2 separate regions of the Homo sapiens genome follow, and region 1 is linked to region 2. The links are chromatin contacts, found by Hi-C or POLR2A ChIA-PET in ENCODE. All regions are on one chromosome and are shown on one strand. Each heading gives the region's core, a stretch centred on a gene start or an enhancer-like site at or near the end of the contact. The rest is flanking DNA. Distances are from core to core; before and after follow the strand shown.

Region 1 (3,374 bases), core at 466-2,965, 290 kb before region 2:
TGTAAGTCCCCTTCCCTCTTCTAATATAGTAACTTACACATTTTTAACATCTTAACCTTTGATTTGGGCTGTAAAAGCTTCTGTGCATCCCTTACCTGGCTGATGGCGCTCAGATCCCATAATAAATATGCAGGACTTATGGTCAGTTCTTTTCCATCAATGGTCATGTTCTTCTTAGTTTGCTTATTCAATTCTTGAAAATCCTTGGGGTTATTCAGTTTTAGAAGCGCTACACTGGCCTCTGAATACAACTGCAACTATCAAATAACAAGAGGATTACACATGAAAAGACTGAATCTCAAGGATGAAGCACCTTTAAATTCCCACTCTGCTCTTTAATCTTTCCTTTTTTTTTTTTTTTTGAGACACAGTCTCGCTCTGTCGCCAGGCTGGAGCGCAGTGGCACGATCTCTGCTCACCTCAACCTCCGCCTCCCGGGTTCAAGCGATTCTCCTGCCTCAGCCTCCTGAGTAGCTGGGACTACAGGACTGCATCATCACGCCCGGCAAACTTTTGTACTTTTAGTAGAGACAGGGTTTCACCATGTTGGCCACGCTGGTCTCCAACTCCTGACCTCAGGTGATCCACCTGCCTTGGCCTCCCAAAGTGCTGGGATTACAGGCGTGAGCCACTGCAACTGGCCTGATCTTTAATCTTGAAATGGTAAGACAATATCAAAACACAACAAAAAGACCTACACAGACCAGATGCATTTCCCAAATGAATGTTAAAAAAATAGGCGTCTAAAAACAAGAAGGAATGGTAAAGGCAGTGGCAAACTGGACACCTCAGAGCCATCTGAGAGCTGCAACCACTCAATGGCACCAAGTGCTGCCAGATCTCCTGAGAGGCAAGAATCCCCAACTGTTGTATGAAATCTCCCCAATTTTTCAATGTTGGCTCAAATGATTTTTGACTTCTTTGCAAGTACACCTGCTGGCCAACAGTTCTGTGACTTTTCTTCTAGAATATTACCAATCTGCTTATATTGGGCAAAAAATCTGCAATGTAATTAACCTTGCTGGAATTGGTGACAAGTACATCTGCTAGTGGGGTGTCTGAACAGCTTTTGTGCCACGTGCCTGGGAGGAGCACCTTCGGCAGGACTGCCTGAAGTGCTTCCATGGGAAAACTACCTTTTGGGGCAAAGCTTTTGGGGCAATCATAAATCTAAGCGTGAACATCACAAACATCAAGTTCCACAAACAGGCTTTGCCACCCCTACGAAAGTCCACACCACTCTTTATCTGTTTTCTGTTCTGACTCTGTATCACACAACTTCCTATGAAGAGGCTTTCATCACTCAGGAAAAGGGGAGAGGCCTGAAAACCACAAATGTAGGACAGTAAAATCCTTCTGCTGAACTAGTGCTTCTAAAAGAGCTTACGGTCTTCTTTCTCAATCTATAAAACAAAGCAAACACAAATTTTATTATGAGCTTATTCTGAGCTCTTCTATTTGCTGCATGACTATTCTTAGCTCATTTTCTAAGCAGTTTCCTGAGCGTATGTAGTCCAGAACACCAGAGGTGAGAGTTAGAAATTTCATTTATATCTTTTCCCCTTATGATGTAGGCCATTAACTCTTCTCACAGATTAGGTGCAGGTGCATGTGTGAGCACCTGCAGATGCATGTAACTGTCTTCCTGACTCACCACTTTCACCTCTTTTACTTAGTGAGTGCCTGGCACATATTTAGTACTCACTAAGTTGGTTCTCACTGAGTCACCAACTTGCCTCAGCATATGTGCCGGGTGCTGGGAGGCAGGCCACACAGGGGGATTAGTAGTCTGCCTGGGTCCCTGTCTACCCTCTGGCCTTTCCTGTCCCTTTCCTCCCTCTCACAGCACCCCCAAAGCATTTCTGAGGGCTCCCTGGAGAGAAAAAGTCACTATTCTAGAACAATTTATTTACTTATTTTTATTTCTATTTTTTGAGACGGAGTCTGACTCTGTCGTGCAGGCTGGAGTGCAGTGATGTGATCTCGGCTCACTGCAACCTCCATCTCCCGGGTTCAAGTGATTCTCCTGCCTCAGACTCCCGAGTAGCTGGGATTACAGGCAAGCACCACCATGCCCAGCTAATATTTTTTGTATTTTTAGTAGAGGCAGGATTTCATCACATTGGCCAGGCTGGTCTCCTGACATACAATCTGCCCGCCTCGGCCTCCCAAAGTGCTGGGATTACAGGCGTAAGCCACCAGGCCTGACCTCCATCTCCCATTTCTTGAGGGGAATCAGTGTCTGGTTCAATCACAGCTTCGTTATCAATTTCTAGATCACTTTCCTCACTTGATAGTTCGTCTGTGCTTATGTTTTCCTCCACCTTCTTACTACCTGTTTTTAATTCCTTGATATTTTCTTCTGATTTATAATAGCTTTCTGAGTAGCACATGGTACTTCACCCCCCATGCTCTCCACCTGCTCCCTCAGAAAGCACATTTCCTTGGTATGCAGAATGCTCGGATCCTGCTTATACATTTTCACGAAGTCCCGAAGCTCGTTCACTTTGCGAAGGTCCAGGGTCGGAAGGCAGTGGGCGAAGCTGAGGGGCTGCAGGCCAGTTTCAGGCCCAGGCACTGGCTTGGCGTAACCTCGAAGAAGGGGTGTGTCTAGTTTAATTTCATAACTTGTGTTGGCTCTTTGTTTGATAAGAAGGTATATCACTAAAACTATTCTTTTTAGTGCCTAGGGTTGGTTTCTAATTATATATGCATAAAAGAGCAAGAAGAGGTTTGTCTATAGTAACTATACAATAATTCGGAAAGAGATGAAGATTAATGAGGTTAAGGTAATATTTATATGTATGAGAAAGATTTTCTGCCACTGTAAAAAGGGTGGGGAAGTACCCTCTGACAGCCACTAGGTGGCACCCCAATCCTGGACATCATCATTACTTTTGTCAGAAGAGAGAAGGTAGTGTGGGAAGAGCAGCTGTAGTTTGTGCCTAAGGCTGGAGTTTGTGGCTTGGGCAATTGTGGGCAACTGCCTCCATATATGGCATCTTATTTTAAATTTTAAATTTACATAAATTATAAGTTTCTGCAAAAGGGAACAACTTCTATACCCACTCCCTACAGACCCACAGTGAACAACACGTAGCATGACTAAGAAATAAAGCTTTGTTGTTTTTAGCCATTGAGATTCCAGAATGTTTGTTCTAGCAGCATCATCTAGAACAACATGACTGATACACCTGGTACTTGTAGGAGTATGAGGCAAGGGAAGACAGACAGAGGGAGAACTAAATGGTGGCTGAGGCCAGGGCCTGGGTAGGCTACAACGACTGAGCAACTGGTGGATCAATTTGAGTCAAGGAAAGACAATATAGATGATGGTCAGGAGAAGCAGTGTTGTAGAACCCAAGAAAAAAATG
Region 2 (3,240 bases), core at 560-3,059:
ATAATTTACTTTGCTCTTTCCTTAAATGCAATTTCAACCCATGGTTCCCATTGTCTTCCCCATCCTCTTTTGGCTTTTTAAAAGACAGGGATTCCCTGGATCCTGGATCTAGTACCTAATCCTCTTTTTTAAAACAAAAACAAAAACAAAACACTGAGTTTCTCTGTTGTCCAGTCTTGTCTCAAATTCCCGGGCGCAAGTGATCCTCCTGCCTCTGCCTCCCGAGTAGCTGGGATTACAGGTGCGCACTGCTGTGCCAGTTCTGGTACCTAATCCCTAGTTGGGTACTTAATCCTTACATCACAAGTCATTTGCAGAAAATATTTTCATTTCTATAATCATATTTGATGCCAAAGTTATGTTTCTAGGCTATCTCCTCTAGCCATCTTTTAGATCCAGAATGTAAAATAAATTTAAACAATGTGGTTTTGGGGTACGGGAACGAATGACAAATTGCAAAATAAAAACTGTTTTCAACTGTGAAATTTTAGAAGCCGGGCGCGGTGGCTCACGCCTGTAATCCCAGCACTTTGGGAGGCCGAGGCTAGTGGATCGCCCAAGGTCAGGAATTCGAGACCAGCTTGATCAACATGTTGGAACCCCGTTTCTACTAAATATAAAAAATTAGCCAGGCATGGTGGCGCATGCCTGTAATCCCAGCTACTCAGGAGGCTGAGGCAGGAGAATCGCTTGAACCCGGGAGGTGGAGGTTGCAGTGAGCCGAGATCGCGCCACTGCACTGTAGCTTGGGTGACAGAGTGAGACCCTGTCTCACAAAAAAAAAAAAAAAAAAAAAAAAAATTAGATTTCCTATTGTTCCCTTTAATCGCAATAAGCCTGACTGACCTATCTCACAGGGACCTCTAGAACACTAACTCAGTAGAGGAGGGGTGCAGGATTGATTTTAACAGAGTAAAAGAGAACCTAAGATGTGTTAACACAATTGGGTGATGAGAGGTCACGGTACATGAATAAAGACTGTAATTCTTGTTTTACTCCATTTGTCAGTCTCAGCAGTGAAAGGTGATTTCCAGGCGACTCTATAAACCAGTATCACCGGACCTACCTCCTCACAAACTGTAGAAAAGCGGTTGAGGAACTGTACAGTGTGCACCACAAATTGGTTTAGAAAAGCCACCGTTCTTTTCTGTTGAATAGCTGGCACCTGTGTTACGTAAAAACAAACATGGTTCATACAGGAGGAACGTACACAGTGCAAATCTTTTCATATTTGGACATAATCACGAGGCACTTTGCTGTGTGATATGAATTTCTTGAAGGACTGGGAATAGTCATTAACTTGTTTCCTAAGCTGTGGGTGGGGTGTCCGAAGATGACAGAGGTGCACAAAAGTTTGAGAACAGGCTCTAGACTCACTGGTACGAATTTTGGCAGGCAAAAAGCACCACACATAAACACACACAAAATCTTGGGGGCTGAATAAGAGGTAGGGCTAGCTATCGCAACCGGCGTGTGTCGCCGGCGGCAGAGAGACAAGCGAGATGGGAAGCGACAGTTGGGAGATGCACACCGTCTCCTTAATCAGCTCAGGAGGGACCCCATTTCAAGGTGGACTGTGGGGCTCTCCCTCCTGAGGCCCCACAGGCCTGTCACAAGGGCCCGAGGCCGTGACAGGGTGGGGACTCGGAAGGTGGGTGTCTCCCCGGAAAGCTGCGTCTTCCCCATCCTCCTCCCGGCTCGTCGGGAGTCTAGCACCGTCTTTTACAAACCTTGGTCAGGTCTATGCCTGACCCCATGAGAGGAAGCCCGTCCTCATCCATCTCCTCAGCGGGCGGTGGACCCCGAGTTCACCCACAAACCCCTCCCAGATGGGGCCCGCCCAACCCGGTAATCACGTCTCAACTTTCCCCCCAAGTGCCCGCCTCCGGGGCCCTTCCCGCCGGAAGAAAGCTTCTCCGCTCACTAATCACTCGGCGGCTTCCGGAGAGCCCGCCTCCTCGCTCGGCATTCTGGGATTGGTAGTTTTAGTCCAGATTGTGACGTCAATTTCGGGGTGGCGCGCGGTGGTGCAAGGATGCAGTTAGAGCACTGAAATCTTAGAAAGGAGGCAACAAAACAAAACAAAAAAACAAAGCCAGAAGTTGCGTCCTTTTGAGGTTATCCCTACTTAGTCCTGTCTGTTATATAATAACTCCGTCATTCCTTGAGCAACAATTTTTTTTTTGTTGTTGTTAATCCTAAGTGCCATATACTCTGCTAGGCTTTTACTGGGAAAACAAAGATTGAGTTTGATTGCTGCACGGGAGAGGTTTATGCCCTGAAGAATGAGAAATAAGACCTACTTCCAAAGCGTGTGTGTGTGTATACACACAAGTTCTCGCTATTTCCCCAGGCTGGTCTCGAACTCCTGGCCTCAAGCGATTCTCCTGCCTCAGCCTCACACGATTCTCCTGCCTCAGCCTCACAGAGTGCTGGGATTACAGGCGTGAGCCAACGCGCCTGGTCTTCCAAAGGTTTTTAAAACATGAAATAAAATGTCAACTACTAGATGTGAGGCACAAACCTACGGAAGTGACTGCCACTTACAGGGAGCATCAAAAAGATGAAGACCAAGACTGCAGTGGGCAGTTTTGTTTTAAAGATGGGGGGTCTCGCTTTGTTACCCAGTCTGGCGTGCAGTGAGGATCATAGCTCACCTTAGTCTCAAACCCTTTGGCTCAAATGATCCTCATGCCTTGGCCTCCCTAAGTGCTGGGATTATAGGTGTGAGCCACTGGCACCTGGCCTGTTGGTTTGGTTGAAGCAAATAATCCCATAAATGGAGAATGGTAGGAAATGAGGTAAGAGTGTTACTGGTGGAGGGTGTCCAGGTTCTTTTGAACAAAGAATTGGACAAAACGCACAAATCAAGGAGAGAATGAACCAACAAAAGCAAAGATTCATTGAAAACCAAAGTACGCTCCACAGTGTACTGGATACAGAATCTTCTTAGGTCCAAATACCCACTAGAGATTTCCCATTGGACACTGGTGTTCTCCTCATGCAAATGAAGTGGTGGCCCACAATCAGTCTGATTGGTTATGGAAAGCAACCAATCAGAGGCTGAAGTAAAATGACAAAGGTCATACTCCTATACAAACATCTGATTGGTTGTGGAAAGCAACCAATCATTGGCTAAAGTGATGTTACTTAGTTGCACTTCTATGCAAAGGAAGATTTGGCCCGCAATCAGTCTGATTGGTTGAGGTACTTTCAATTTCCATCTGCCTGTCAGAAAAG

Evidence for each region. A loop is a pair of places that touch in the nucleus more often than their neighbours do. ChIA-PET counts read pairs that join two places held with the same protein, here RNA polymerase II (POLR2A). Pooled maps may share reads with other maps.
Region 1: a map of OCI-LY7 shows a loop between it and region 2 (4-fold over the local background). The contact joins the enhancer-like site here to the promoter of WASHC3 in region 2. A Hi-C loop is called at or near these places in 7 of 168 maps with a recorded cell type or tissue (CD4-positive, alpha-beta T cell, CD4-positive, alpha-beta memory T cell, CD8-positive, alpha-beta T cell and 4 more), 6 of 37 single-sample maps with no recorded cell type and 16 of 50 pooled maps. POLR2A ChIA-PET finds 5 or more read pairs at or near these places in 4 of 52 experiments (CD8-positive, alpha-beta memory T cell, H1, MCF 10A and 1 more).

The regions. Positions count from the first base shown.
Region 1 is chr12:101,770,901-101,774,274 of GRCh38, forward strand. GNPTAB (N-acetylglucosamine-1-phosphate transferase subunits alpha and beta) reads right to left here. Exons shown (of 21, transcript NM_024312.5): 8 at 96-257. It also overlaps the pseudogene ST13P22. Among named protein-coding and RNA genes, the nearest start is that of SYCP3, 33 kb to the left of the region's middle. Within about 2 kb of position 1,716, at least 2 of the 41 ENCODE cell types and tissues checked have a DNase peak (open chromatin) inside an H3K27ac peak, as active enhancers do; they include OCI-LY7, where a contact is called at or near this core.
Region 2 is chr12:102,060,182-102,063,421 of GRCh38, forward strand. It overlaps WASHC3 (WASH complex subunit 3), which reads right to left and starts at 1,810. Exons shown (of 7, transcript NM_016053.4): 1 at 1,731-1,810; 2 at 1,067-1,165. The coding sequence starts at 1,781. RefSeq lists enhancers at 1,469-1,518, 1,529-1,728.